3 separate regions of the Mus musculus genome follow, and all the other regions are linked to region 3. The links are chromatin loops, found by intact Hi-C in ENCODE. Cell type or tissue: left cerebral cortex. All regions are shown on one strand. Each heading gives the region's core, and the rest is flanking DNA. Links, peaks and the distances in the headings are about the cores only.

Region 1 (5,015 bases), core at 456-4,455, 510 kb before region 3:
ACTAATGTTCTATATCAGTATAGAAACTGCATCACGTTTGCGTTGATCTCAACTATCTGAAATTAGGCTTTAGCCTCAGTCTTTGGTTAAGTGTGCAGAGCTTAAGGTCAACTTCCACACTCTGAATGCACTACTCATGATCTGTAATGACACGATCACAAAAGCTCTATCATTTTAACTAGCAAAACCAGCCATCAGAACAGTATACACATGTGTATTTAGTGTTAATATCTGATTATTCACTTTCAAGCAGAGGTGAGCAACACAGGTGAAACTGGGTATGATAATTTCAAGTCCTTAAAATATTCATTACATTTCTCATGTAAATGTTCCGTCTGTGTGTCTGTGTGTGAGCTGGAGGGTGCGTGCGTGCGTGCGTGCGTGCGTGCGTGCGTGCGTGCGTGTGTCTGCCCTGGAGGGTATGCATGTGAGTGCACTGCAGGGTGTGTGTGACACAGTAGGCGTGGGGAAGGCAGATGACAAGCCAGCGGCAGTTCTCTCCTCTCCAGTGGGCTTAGGGATGGAGTTCAGGCTGTCAGACTTCACAGAACCTTTACCATATTCTTTTTTTATGAGAAATCTTAACAGTAAACTCAAGGTGAGCATTATTGTAAGAGTAAATTGTTAAACTAATGATACCTGCAGAAAATTGTCAGTTTCACATACAAAATTAATCATTAAAAACTGTAGCTGTTGAACAGATGAACAGGTTACTAGGACAAGTTAAATAATAAATTTCCTGTGTTTATGAAGAACGTTACATTTTTTTTAATTGGTATGTGCTTAAAAATGAAAATATAGGCATTTTATTTGAGATTAGACAATTCTAATCTTCATGGCACTGTTTGCTTGTTTTTGTTTGTTTGTTTTCAAGACACAGTTTCTCTGTGTAGCCTTGGCTGTCCTGAAATTCACTCTGTAGAGCTGGTTGGTCTTGAACATACAGAGATCCACTTGCCTCTGCCTCCCAAGTGCTGGGGTTAAAGTCGTGTGCCACCACAATTGCCTGGCTGTGGTATTGTTTTGTAAACTATTATTCATCTGTGTAAACAATAAAACTATAGTATTTATTTTTATTTATTTTACTTCATTTATCCTACAAGTTATAATACCTAACTCTACTTGAGGAATACTGATCTCATATGAGGATAAATTAAGATAGAATATCAAATGGGCCACTTCAAAATTTTATGTTAGGGGTCCAAACACTTGCTTAGCAGAGTGCAGTACTCCCCTCAACACTAGCAGCAAGTGAAAGTTTGCTATTTCAAGGGTACAGTATGATGCTTGAAAGCCCTGGTTCTCAACCTTCCTAATGCTGTGACCCTTTAACATATAGTTCCTTACACTGTGGTGACCCCAATCATCAAATTATTCTTATTGTTCCTATATAACTATAGTTTTGCTACTGTTATGAATCATGATGTTAATATCTGTGTGCTTTCCAGTTATCATAGGCAACCCCTGTTAAAGGTCATTTGACCCCCAACGATTCATGACTGAACCACTGCTCTATTTGGTGAGTACAATAGGTCCCGCGTTAGAAGTCGAATTTCAAAATTCTGACCGATATAAAGACGCTTTAACTTCAGATGCATGTCCCCACCAAACGTCTGTCCTATGTAGGTGGTTATTTCTGACCTTAGTTCTCACGTGGTCAGTATATGCTTAGTAAGCTGCCCATACCCATGTGTTCCATGACCATGAATTCAATCAACCTCAAAACGAAACTGGAAGAAAACAGCTGCATCTATTCTGAAACAAATGATTTTCTTTAAACACCCATGCTAACCATTAAGGATGACAACTATGTTCCTGACACCCGTACCTGATTAAGTATTAAAGGTTATCTGCAGGTGCTACACCATATACAGGAGAAGGTGTGTGGGTTACATGCAGACACTATGTCATTAGACACCAGAGAACACGATATTGGTGTTTTGGGTTTGGGTATACATGGAGTTCCTGAGCCAACCCCTCAAAGATGTGAAGACAGAAGTGTGAGAGATCCTTTTACAGTGACCTTGTGTGATGCAAGGCAGGATCCTTCAGATGCAACGAACAGAAACATTTGAGAATTTCCTTCTGGACATTCGCCTTCCTTAGAAGCTCCCATTAAGCCAGGCGTGGTGGCGCACACCTTTGATCCAAGCACTCGGGAGACAGAGGCAGGAGGATTTCTGAGTTCAAGGCCAGCCTGGTCTACAAAGTGAGTTCCAGGACAGCCAGGGCTACACAGAGAAACCCTGTCTTGAAAAACAAAAACAAAAAAGTTCCATTAAACAATCACATCTTGTTTTTTGGCCCCAACTACTATCATGTTTCTTTAATGAGAACCTTTACAGGCTGACTCAAAACAGAAGGCCGTATTTAATCTAGAAATAAGAAAAACACCATATGACAGGCTCAAGTATGTCACCCGCATCATCCAATGGTTGGAATCTGGGCAGTGTGACAGAGGTTATGAAGAATAACTTAAGATACAACGAATGGATCTGAAAGAAACCATCTAAAACTGTACCGCTCCTTTTGTTCCATCTGTGCCCAAAAGAGAAATCAGCCAACAGATAAACTGTTCCCTCAAATTCTTGAGAACAGGACTTGCCCAGATGCCAAACACATACACACAGAATCAGAATGGAGAACAGCGAATTCACAGCGTGTCAAGACATCTGTAAGAAAAGAGGCCCAAAGACCAAGGCAGGAAAATAACGACCCTTTCATTAGCATTCTGCAGGCTTAGAACTGGGTGGTAGCGCTCATTGGGGATGCATGTGCTCCCCTCACACTGATCAGACGAGACACTTCCACCTCCTCAGGTTCTCATCACAGTCCCTGGGCCTGTCGTCTACGGTGAAATGTAATCTCCAAGTGAAAATAAAAAATGATGGGAAAAGGATTTTCCTCACTCAGGTGAAGTCTGGTTTGATGATGCTGTTGCTCAAGAGACATCTGTTAGCATATCTGGGTTTAAATGTTCAGATGTGCACTTCGAGCCAGGAGAACACTTCAATAAAATTGTCCATGACAGAAAGTCTGCTGTGGTGAACTTGATCTGAGGTGCCTGGGTTAACCCAATGCAGTCTCACAATGCAGTTAGGGCCTCTCTGCTATTTGACTTCTGTGACAGTGGTGGTGATTTCCCAACATTAGAGGCTCTTCTGGTATGTTTGGTTTTTGTTTTTATGGGGGAAAAAGATAGGGAAGGAAGAAGCTAGGCAGGAGGGAGGCAGGGAGGGACCCTGCACACTTTGGGAGTGCAGACGACTTAAGATTTCCTCGATAATTTTTGTTTGATGCTCTGCACCTTGCTCTGGATACTGTGTTACCTGTGTATGTCCAGCACAGGGGGTAATAGCTCTGGATACTGTGTTACCTGTGTATGTCCAGCACAGGGGGTAATAGCTCTGGATACTGTGTTACCTGTGTATGTCCAGCACAGGGGGTAATAGCTCTGGATACTGTGTTACCTGTGTATGTTCAGCGCAGGAGGTAATAGCTTTTCCTATCTCCCCCTGAACAGGCAGAATTCAAACTGGCTGAATGGAAACATCAAATGAAATTTACTGTGTTTATATGGATTCAACATGGTCCCTTTCTAATACAGTGTTCTAAAAGGAGCAGTGGCCATCAATCCTTCAGCTGGGAGGTGAGCAGTATATAAGGCACCTATACTCCCTTCAAAGCTTTAACCTTAAAATGACTGTTCCTAATAAATATCAACAGCCCAAAGCTGTGGGTCATTTCAACTAAATTCAAGTTAAAACTTCACAACTTCTGAAATACTAAAATCTTACAATCAAAGCAACATTTCTAAAAGGGTTAATAAATTGTCTCATAATATATTATCTTTTCTGAGGTATGTTAGAGCGCAGGCTTCACATGAGCAAACGAGCTCTTTAAACAAAGGCGAAAGAGGTGTCAGGAGACTCCACATAATTTCCTTTTAGGGCTATGCAATGTACCAAGGCTCCACATGATCTTTGAGCTGTCTTTCACTAGCAGGACATCTTGGGTAATTTATAGTATAGAAATTAATTAATAGAAGTAGAATTTAATAAAGAACCTTTTAAACGTGTTTTCATCACATTTTAAAGATATTTATTACCTCCACAGCCAAATTCCTTTCTACTTATCCTTGCAGGGAAAGTTTCATTTCCTTTAACTCAATACATAAAATCTGCACCTTTGTCTGCCAAAGAACTATTCTCAGGATGTGGCCTGTTTCATGGCTTAATATGCCACAATAAATTGTTAAGGACACAGGTGCTACCCCAAAAGCAAGCAAATGGAATACTCTTCGTGCATTTCAAACAGAGCCAGGAACTTCAGATGACTCCCCTTTCCTCTACAACTGCAATATCATACCAACACACGTCTGAGTACCTGCACTGCAGACAGCAGCGTTGCACCACACGAGCATTCTCTGTGCGACATGAATGTCTTATGAATGTGCGATAATTATTCACCACCTTTTACAAGAGCTAATCACTCAGACACACAAATATCAAGCTGGTTACCATCAGCTGATATGATAAAGATGGAACACAAGATCAGGGAGACTCACAAGGCAAAGAACTGCCTAAAAAATTGCATCCCGTGATTTGGCATATAATTGCTTTCAAATCTTGGGCACCATGCATTTTAAAGTACACCAGCACGGCACACTTTGCAGGTTATATTTCTGCTCTGGATATTCTGGTGCCTCAAGCATCATGCTGGTGATTTATGATTTATATTGTCAGTCAAAGATCTTAATAAAAATACAGCTTTCTGCCATGCAGCTGGGAATAGGATTTTTTTCCCTTTCTCTGGAGAGTGCTGCATACATATTGAATAGATTCCAGTAGTAATTATGAAATATGAGGTTAGAGGGCCATCAGTGATTGTCATCATATGCCACTCAAACCTCTCTGTGATGGTACAGTGGAGTAATTGGAAAGAGCCTTCTGCTGGTGCCATCCCCTAAGCAGTGTGAGGAGCTACTGGCTCCCAACAGCTTTTCTTCTTGAAAC
Region 2 (5,015 bases), core at 717-4,716, 500 kb before region 3:
ATTAGAAAGCACAGGAAAGAGAAGCTGTCATCTCAGAAGCCTTTAATTACATGCAGGGCACTAGGGAACACTGGGGATACAGAAATGAAAAGAACAGGGCACTGACAACTGGCCAATGATTCGCCCATCATCCACCTCTTCACCATCCCTTCCTTCATCTTTCCAACTGCTTACTGATACCCTGTAAGGTGCTGCCAAGTGTTATGCTGGGCACTGAACCAGGAAGGTGGTCCCTCCTCTCGTGAGCCTGGAGTGCAACAGAAAGACACGGCATCCAACAGGCAAGTGTAATGAAATGTAGTGGTGCTCTAAGGGACAGTGGTCACGGGAGAGATGCTGCTGGTAAGAAGGCTTGTGTCAGGAAATGCCCACATCAAATCTCAGTGGTAAACACAGAGGAAGACAAGAAGAGAAGCAAGACAAGTCACACACAGGGATGTTGAAGGACAAAGTAAGAGTGTCCCAAGTTAAGAGTTTACACAGATTCCATAGCTGCACCTCATCCTAGCCCACAGCCTCCAACACGGCCCCACGGCTTGTCTGTGTCATTCACAACGTTGTGTGAACCCTCCTCCTCAGCCTGATCCTGTGAATGACCCAATGTGACTGAGGCTAGGCAAGGAGAAACTAACAAGCATGTGGGTCCTGCCCTGTTCTCTCGGAATATGTTTTACTGGGGACAGTCACAATGCTGTATGGACATGACATCAGCATTTTAGAGAAGGCACCATGGGGCTGGGCACAATGAAGTTAACCTTGATTAGATCAACAATCAGCTAAGAGATGAGTCCAGGGGAGGGATAGGGTATGTGTCTGTGTGTGTGTGTGTGCATGTGCGTGTGTGCTCACATGTGCTTATCTGTTTATCCTCTTGCTGCTGTCATTGCTGCCACCTTTACTGGTGACAGAATATACAGCTTCCTGGCCTTCTAATGTGAATGAAGACCAGTGACACTCCAGGAATCTTCCAGACTTTACTTACAGAATAGAACCAATCAAGATCCAGCTTTACAGGTTGAACAGCTACTAAGTTTTCAACCTCTGTAGCATGGAGATCACCTCCGCTAGACTATTCAACCCTATCAGTTGTAAGTAATTCTAACAAATGCCCTTAACCACACATGAATGCAGTTTTGTTTGTCTATAGAACGGCTAGGTACGATGCCATATACCTGTAAGCACAGTACTCTGAGGTAGGAAGGGATTGGAAGGCACTGAGTTCACAGCCATCCTGATATACACGACAAGATCCTATTCTCAGAAAACAGCAAAACCTAAAGGACAATACAGCTAGGCACTACATCCCATGACAAGAGCATGTCTGTTTGCCAAGCACGCGACTACAATTCTCTAACAGACTGCTACGGATTAAAAGTTCATTCCCTGCCTCCCAATTCCTGTGTTAAAATCTCACCCCTTTGATGGCATGGGGACTTAGGGGCCATCATTTGAGACCAGTGCTAACTATGGATCAGCTTGAAGCTGGGACCTTGTTCTCAGCTTCCAGAAGTGGAAGAAGCAGTTGCTGCCTCTATGCTGTCTAGTTTTCCATAGTTTTTCTAGCAGCTTGAACAGACACCTCAAGTAACAGCCATTCAGTTAGGCTCCTGTATGAAGTGCAAACCCACCGACATGAGGGGTAACAAGTACCTGACACTGTCACACTTGGGGCCTGCTGCCACACACAACGGATAACTAATAAGCACAGACCTGAAGACCACAGGAGGTCTCTGAACAAGCTAGAGAGGTAAGGATATCAGCAAAGAGCACACAAAGTAGGGTGGTGGAGTTTCTCTGGGAAAGGGAAAGTACTTTGGATGTTCTGAAATAAGAAATGAGAGTAGACATGCATTTAACAAAGACACCTGGCTACAGTACAAACAACGGCAAGGGGCAAGGTGGGACCCTCAGGTCTCAGACCATCTTGCCACCATTTTACTGGGAGCAACCTAAAGGTCTCCGGGATTGCCTCCTCCCTCTCTGTAGACTATACCCTTTCTTCCACTCATAGCCTTGGACCAAATGGCACACAGCATTAAAGAGCTGTCATGGAGCTGCACAAAGTTCTGCAATGCCACACTTCAGTATCTGTGGCTGGTGGTGCAGGGCAAGAATCCAGGCAGGACACGAATATCTGTGATTAACCAATCTCACAGAGCCCGTGAAATTGAATGGGGGTGGGTGGGCAGGGAGTGAGGAAGACTATACAAAGGAGAAGAGCAGAGGACCCAAATCTGCAACAGATGTGGTTCTAAGGTGTGATGTTAAGCACAGGAAAGTTAGGTAGGTAGCCATGTAAGTCAGATGGCAACGTAGGCCAGAGCAAGAAATCTGCTGGGCAAACAGAGAAAGCTCAATTCTGTACGGTGAGCCGCCAACAAGGTAGGATAGTGATACTGGTGGAAACGATAAGACAACCAGAAAGGTGGGTGGGCCATGTATCTTAAGGTAAAGGTCTCAGTCAGTGAGGAGCCCTGGGAGGTCTTCAGTGAGAAGTGACATCACTGGATCTTTCCAGCTTTCTTAGAAGCATGTGGTCTATCCTAACCTCAAAGCACAGCCACCCACTCGGTCCTCCATACCACTGTGTGCCAGAGGACACCACTCAGAGCTGATGGACTCATCATTCCTCCAGCCCTTCAAGCCAAAGCAACCAGTGGATGGAGGGTTGATTAGAGCACACAGGCACACCAGCTTCTCGTCTTGGCTTCTCCACCTCCCACCACGCTCAGAGCTTGAACAGGAAGCCACTCTAGCAATAAACAACTGCTTCACTTTGTTTCTCAGACACAGAGGCAAGGTAACTATGAAGAAAAAAAGGAAATACCCCCTTGGAGGGCTTCTACTGGACTAAGCAAGCTACAAAGACAACAAAAGCCACAGCCTGATTATTCAGCCAGGCCCCCAAGCCCCTCCTGGTCTAGCTACTTGCTCTATAGCTCTCAGTGACTCTCAGGCCCACTCACCATCCCTCTTCTGGGCATAAAGGTCTACAACTTAAAGAAACTCCCAAACCATCAAATAAAATAACGAAGAAGACAAGCTCTGGTGAAACAGAGCTCAATATACTCGGCTCCTTTCAACCTTAGAAAACTAAACACGGTTTTCTTAAAATTTGTTCTCATGTCTATTTTTAAAGAGCATGCAGGGGCTGGGAGGACTCCCACACTCCCTGCTCACTGGCTCGGGGCTTCAGCCACTCCATTACTGTTCTGCTCTCATGGGTCTTCTAAGATGAGAAGCGTTCTCCAACATTAGAACAAAGTAACGCTTGCTTATTCTACAAATCAGAGCATTTGCCTTTAAATGAACAGAACAGTCAGGAACCCCTTTCACCAATGTTCCCCTATCAGGTTCTATGGTGGAAAGATAACAAAAACATTTTGAAATATACTGAGAAACGACTGGGTCTCAAAAGCCAAATGAGTTTCTGCACAAAAATGAAATTAAACCCAATGTAAAGTGTTATTGAATGGGCCACATCTAAATCCTACTAGCATATTAATCTTTCTAGACGTTAATGTAATGTAGCTAACACTACCTATATTTAGAATACTAAGATTAAATGGAGGTAAAGCACCAAACTTTCACATTGTCTACTGGATGAACTAAAAATATGAGACCTATCACAAAAAAGGCCCCAGTGGAACAGAATTGATGTCTGGTTTGCGAGTGTGACCGCTCACTTCTCTGTTGGGCTACCCAGCCCCTGTCACCTGTGGCCTTTTTACTTAACCCTCTGGTTACCAGTTTACCTGTCAGAGAGATAAGATTACTAGAAAGCAGTAACCCATTTAACCTCTGTATATACTCACCATCCACTCTAGCTGAGTTAGATTACCTATGGCAGAGACCATAAGTTGCCTAGGCTGACCCAGAATAAAAACTCTACTTCCCAAACTCCCTTGCAGGTAGCCTTCTGACTGACACCTGCTTGGTTTACGATTTCCCCCACCTTGTTACTCCTCCTTTGCAATCTATTCTTTCCGTTATTCTTGCAGTGATAATGATTTAAGTGAAAGTCTTGTACATGCTAGGTCTATATTCCACCAGTGAACTACATGCCCAAGGCCATCCTCCACTACCTGCAATGGCTCTCTCTGCTAGGTCCTCAGCCAAGATCCTTCTCAGCAACTACTCTCTCCTTTCCTTCCCTTTAGCATCAAGCTTCTTAAACTCAACATTCATACAATGTCTATTTCCTCGTTGAAGGCTCAGCTTCTCAGGATGTCCTTTATCCTCCACTCTTCTGAAACTGAGCCAAAAAGTACACTACTGTGTCCCTGAAGGCTCCCTGGCCTCTCTTCCATCTTTATTCAACCTGGTGACCTGGGAGGCAGCTAGCTTCACTATCCACCCATCCTCAAGACCAGCCCTTTCCTCTGCCACTTCCTGCATGTCTGTCAGACGGGGGTCTGCACTGAGCCATGCTGTCAGCCTTTGGAGGTTCTTCTGCAGTCTGGCTGCCCACTCCACCTCAGGTCCTTTGTGACCTTCTCTTCCTTCATTTGCCCAGTGGTCATCCTCTAGCATTCATCCCACGTCCACTCTTGTCTCAGCAAGGCCATTAGGGCTGGTTCAGCTCCAACATCAACAGAAAGGTAGATTCAGATTTGTTACAGCTCGTGGTGATGTAAACACAACATCTAATAAATTATTCTTTAAGACTGCTCTGTGCCCAGTCAGGCCAGCCCCACACATGGATTGTCTACTTACGCCTCCCTGCAGCCCTATGACATAAACACCAATTCACTTGCCCTACAATGCCCCATGACACAGGACTACCAGACGTCAGTACAGCCACAGCTCCAAGCACAGCATCTGCTCAGTCCCTTCCCAGATCAGGCTGTTATACTCTCCTTTCACAAAATCTCCTCAGTCCCTTTCCTTCCATGACATATATCTCAACTGGTTTTTATGTACCTCAGCCTTTCACTATATCTGCCTCCTTCAGTGGACATTCATGAAGACAGGGGCATTTATTCTGGTATCATGACATGTCAGAAATATGTTTA
Region 3 (5,015 bases), core at 409-4,408:
GAAGCCTGTGGGCATCTCCCACCTCCCACTCAAGCTGACTTCCTGCCAGTCTTGCTGGGAAACATCTGATTGACAGGCAAGCATCCATTCTTCCTGACTCTGAGTGGCTAGAGCCACTCGTTCCATTCTGATCACCCATCCAGTATGTAGATGTCTCCGGGTCAATTTATGTATTAATTTGTCACTCGCTGCATAATATTTAGTACTGAGATAAAAAACAAATAAGCCAATCCTACGAGGAATTGATTTTCCTTTCCACATCTGTTCACAAAGACATAAATCTAAAGTTTTGCTACTTTAAAAGCCTCCAATGCAAATATAATCTAAAATTGCTAGGCTTTGAAGTTAGTCTGTTCTGTCAAAAAGATGTTTATGGACCTGATCCGGGGAGCCTGGCCACTCATCTTCCCGCCTGCAGGCTCGGAAGACATTGATCACCTCTGAGGTCCATTCCAATTCTCAGCCACCAGGCCCGGGGGCGTTGTGTGCCCTTCGCACACTCTAAACTCCGTGCCAACCCCTAGGAGGAATGCAGGAGGGACCAAGATCTCAGATACTTATCAGAGCACAGAACTCCGGCTCTGTCCATAAGATAGCATATAAACCAGGAAGTGGCCATTGTTCTAAGGATGGAGAGCTAGAGAAACAGAGAGAGGAAGGAAGCCTGCCTTTTCTTTGGGAAGACTGGGGATGTCTGTAGAAATGAGAATTTAGTTTGAGCTGTAAAGGGGTGAGTCAATCAAAGGAAATAAGATCAGAGCATTCTCGTGGTAGAGGGGTCCCAAAGAAGCAAAATTTAAACTGTGTCAGGACTGGTGATAGGTCCGATCTCCAGCACTGCAAGAAACGAATGAATAAGTAAATAATAATAATAATAATAATAATAATAATAATAATAATAAACAAACACACTGTGTCTGGGTTTGATTTGGCCTCCACCCCAGACTTTTGAGAGTCACAGCTGGACAGAAAGGCTTTGCGTGTGACCATGGAGCCTCAAGGACACCACGGGGGGGGGGGGGTCACCAAGACCATTTCCTTCACATTGGGCAGTCTCCAAAACTCTCTGGTGTGTATTCTCTGCCCAGCAACCCTGAGAGCAGGGGGCAGCGTTGAGAAAGGAGAGAGCCAAAGGGAAGGGGAAATGGTTTGGTCAGTAGCCATGTTTCTCACACAAGCATAAGAACCTGAGCTTGTTCTCCAGCATCCACATCAACAGCCAAGGTTGGTGATGGTGTTGTGATCACAAAAAGAGGAAGAGCTACAAGAATATGTTCTGGCGGGGTGTGGGGGAAGGGGGTGCCTCTGTAGGCCCATGCGGAGGCATCCGTTTCCCCTGAGGGACCAGACACACGATGGTATACTATAGAATAGAGTTCACTAAGGGCATGGGGAGGGGAGTTTAAGAGGGTAGTAGAGGAAGAGAAAGGCAGAGAGAAGGAGAGAGTAGAGAAGTAGAGGCCAGCCATGACCACATGGAGAGAGGGAGAACAAGGGGGCAAGAGGCAAGAGAGAGGCAAGAGAGTAAGAGAGAGAGAGAGGAGGGGCCAAGCAGCCCCTTTTATCGTGGGCCAGGCCTACCTGGTTGTTGCCAGGTAACTGTAGGGGTGGAGTCTAGACAGAATACCAACAGATGGTATACACTTGTGATCCAGCACTGGGGAAGCAGACGCAAGAGGGTCCCCAAGGCTCGCTGCTCAACCAGCCTCCACAAATCAGTGAACTCCAGGACAACCAGAGACCACATTTCACAAAGCAAGATGGATGACTCCTGAGGTTAAGACATCTAAGATTGGGGCTAGAGAGATGGCTCAGTGGTGGTACTTACAGAACTCAAAAGAGTTTGATTCCTAGCACCCACAATGAGCAATTCACAACTGTCTCTAACTCTAGCTTCAAGGGATCTGATGTAGCTTTGACCTTTGACTGAATCTGACATTCACACATAGACATACATAAATAAATAATTTTTTAAAAATGTTTTAAAAAGGCATCCAAGGTTGACCTCTGACCTACACACATGCACTACATACAAGCAAATGTGTGCACACACAGGGTGTGTGTGATCTGCCTCTGAGACAAAGAGTAATGGAAGCATGGAAATGGAGACTCAGTTCTTCCAACATATAGTACCAATTCTTCAAGAATTTCATACAATGCATTTTGAACATAGTCACTCCCCACAACTCTTCCCCAGACTCCCTCTCAACCCCCATCCCTTCCTTCCAACTTGGAGATTTCTTCTTTTACCTCTTACTTTTTTTTCTTTTCCCATCATGCCAGCATCTGTTGCTCTGCAACTCTTGAGATCTGGGCCTCTTGAGAGTGCGGTCAGCCTACCAGGAGACACACCATTAAAACAAAGCAAACAAAAACCTCATCCTGACTCTCTCTTATAAGCTTAAAATTTTCTCAACCCTGATTCTAAAAGTGGTTCTTAAACGCTTTAACTTCCCTGCTAGCCCACCACCCACCTGAGGTAGTGGAAAAGAAAGGTTATTAGGATACAGGGGGAGTGGACCCATTTAGAAATTGTTCTTTGAAGCAAATCCCATTTGCGTTGTTAGGAAATCAGCAGCTCACTCTGCAGGATTCAGCAGAGGCAGCTCAATCCACCCACAAACACTTCGAAAAAACATCAGTAGTCTAGTTCAGTAGTCTCAGGATAGCAAACACAATCAGCAGTAGTGGCATAACTTAGCGGAGGCAGCCAGGCCTCTGTCAGAAGTTCTCTGCCATGCCTCTCTCAAAGAAGTAAAGATCAGTGAAGATGCAAGATCAAGAAGTGTTGCAAAGCTAGCTATGCAAGCCAGCCTCCTCCGTCACTGTCCACTGAGTCCTATTTATACTACCCCCCCCCCAAACATCACAGGTCTTGCCTCAGCAAGTCAGTCTGTCTTAGCAAAACTCCATGTGAGTCTATATCAGCTGGCATCACTCAGCCAATCAGTCAGAGTCCACAGAAACAGCAGGAAGCTGCCAGAACACTCTGTGGAGTCCCGACAAATGGAGTTCAACCACGAAATGTAAGGCAGACCAATACATGTGTGCCATTTCTGAAGAATCCTTCATTATGAGTCCTTTCATATGCTTGCTTTAGCAAAACATTTTTTTTTCACCTGTGTCTGCATCAGGAAAACACTCCTTCATGTGTCTGCCCCAGCAAAACACCATTTGACACGACTGACTTTCCAAAGAACCCTTAAGTTTCCAGTTCACTTCCTGTCTCAGTGGCCATCACATAGCTAACAGCTAGGGGTGGCGCTACATGTTCACACCCCCACCTCTGTGCTTTGGCTTCCAACATTTTAAGTAGGGCCTTCCCTAAACAACATTGTGAGCGGGGAACCTGAGGCCTTCTTAGCAATGGCAGCTTTGAGCATCGTTGTCTGGATGAGTTGATGGGGTTTTACTCACCACTGCTTCTATTTAAAGCCCCAGTGGATACTCAGGTGAGTCCGAGTATTCCTGATAGGGAGGCACAGAGAATGGTCTTTGCCTAGAGGTCAGAGCTTTGGGTCATAGGTATGTCATCAGATGAAGTTATGACCAAAGGGGCAGCTATGTGGCCATCATTCAGACTGCCAGTGATGCACACCAATAATACCAGCACTGGGGACACACGGGCAAGAAAGATCAGAGGTAAAGGCACCTGCCATCAAGCTTGATGACTGGAGTTCAATCCCCAGGACCCCCATGGTGGATGCGATAACCAACTCGTGCAAGGTGTCTCACAGACACAGCATCCTGGGGTCATAAGGTGTGTCCATACAGAACCGCAACAGTGTCACCATGCAAGGCATGGAGTACAACTTGCTAATCTCACCCCCACCCCAACTCCTTTGTTTAGTGTCCTCTAGATGTCAAGAGTGTGACAAGTAGTGGCTATTTCCTTGGGCCTCTCAAACCTCTGACATTACTGCAACTGTTCCCAGTACTCACAATAGCTATGTTAGTCCAGTCTTGCAAAGGCACGACCTTCAGAAGCTCGCCTTGAGGAACACCATTGGCAACCAGACTAAAAAATCCCTTGGTGGGCAGGGTGAAGTGCTTTTGTTTGAATACAAAATCCACTTGAGCACATACACATGTGTGTACAACACACACACACACATACACACACGCATGCACACACACATTTTGAATCTCTGGTCTCCAGTTGGTGGTATTATCTTGGGAGACTTTGAAAACCTTGAGAGGTGAGTGAAGCCTCCTTGGTGACCAGAGTCATGCATTTGAGGGTTAGGTCTGGTCCCCAGTCTTTATCTCTCTCCCTCCCAACCATTCTCCCTCCACTTCCTGGTTTGCTGTGAAATGGACACCCACTTTGGCACACACTTCTGTCACCACGATGTTCTGCCCCAGCACCTGGAGCCAGGCATCGAGCCTTCTACAACCATGAGCCAAAATGAAATTTCGGTTAGTCATTCTGCCACACTACGGAGTACAAAAAAGAGGTCTCCAAGCCCTTGACTGAATTGGGCTTGCCACTGAGAGACACATTCATTGTCTTGGGTCTGTCACACAAGATCTGGGGCATCAGCCCTGGGATTGACCCCCAGCCATGCCAGTTTCAAGGTCTTGCCTCCATCACTCCATCTGAGGATATACTGACACTGTCAGATTTTTCTCAGTAGGGAACTTTTCTGTTTAAACTTAATTCTGTGAGTCTGCCCTCTGAGGACTCACCCATCTCCTTCCTCAGGAGCAGCTGGCTGGGGAGGGGTGGACATCTGAGTCACCAGGTGCCCCAGAGGTTCATCAGCTTTGTTTGCTTTCCCATTTGGCAAATGAGCCATAAGCCAAGGCATCATTAAGTGTCTGGGGTGGAGGTGGAGGTGGAGGTGGAGGTGGAGGTGGAGGTGGGGAGGGTACTTTTAGAACAGAAAAGAGGGTGGTTCTGGTGCTGGTCTTGTGAGGGGAAGGGACAGGTAGGGGAGGGGTCTTAGAAATGACAGGTGTCTTAGTTAGGTTTTTACTGCTGTGAAGAGACACCATGACCAAGAACTCGTATA

What was found. Peaks named below come from ENCODE experiments on the same cell type or tissue, not always from the same donor. Only the 100,000 strongest peaks of a DNase experiment are listed, where the experiment ranks them.
Region 1: a loop joins it to region 3, with 12 times the contacts of the local background. A loop is called at or near these places in 20 of 42 quality-filtered maps.
Region 2: a loop joins it to region 3, with 8 times the contacts of the local background. A loop is called at or near these places in 20 of 42 quality-filtered maps.

What each region holds. Positions count from the first base shown.
Region 1 is chr17:30,369,810-30,374,824 of GRCm38, forward strand. The region is part of intron 6 of Btbd9 (BTB (POZ) domain containing 9); the gene reads right to left. Among named protein-coding and RNA genes, the nearest start is that of Btbd9, 200 kb to the right of the region's middle. In left cerebral cortex, for the core only: no CTCF peak of the experiment used is centred there; a DNase peak (open chromatin) is centred at 2,489.
Region 2 is chr17:30,380,680-30,385,694 of GRCm38, forward strand. The region is part of intron 6 of Btbd9 (BTB (POZ) domain containing 9); the gene reads right to left. Among named protein-coding and RNA genes, the nearest start is that of Btbd9, 190 kb to the right of the region's middle. In left cerebral cortex, for the core only: no CTCF peak of the experiment used is centred there; DNase peaks (open chromatin) are centred at 2,382, 2,608 and 3,159; H3K27ac peaks cover 1,098 bases.
Region 3 is chr17:30,883,199-30,888,213 of GRCm38, forward strand. No RefSeq gene overlaps it. Among named protein-coding and RNA genes, the nearest start is that of Glp1r, 16 kb to the right of the region's middle. In left cerebral cortex, for the core only: no CTCF peak of the experiment used is centred there; a DNase peak (open chromatin) is centred at 2,631.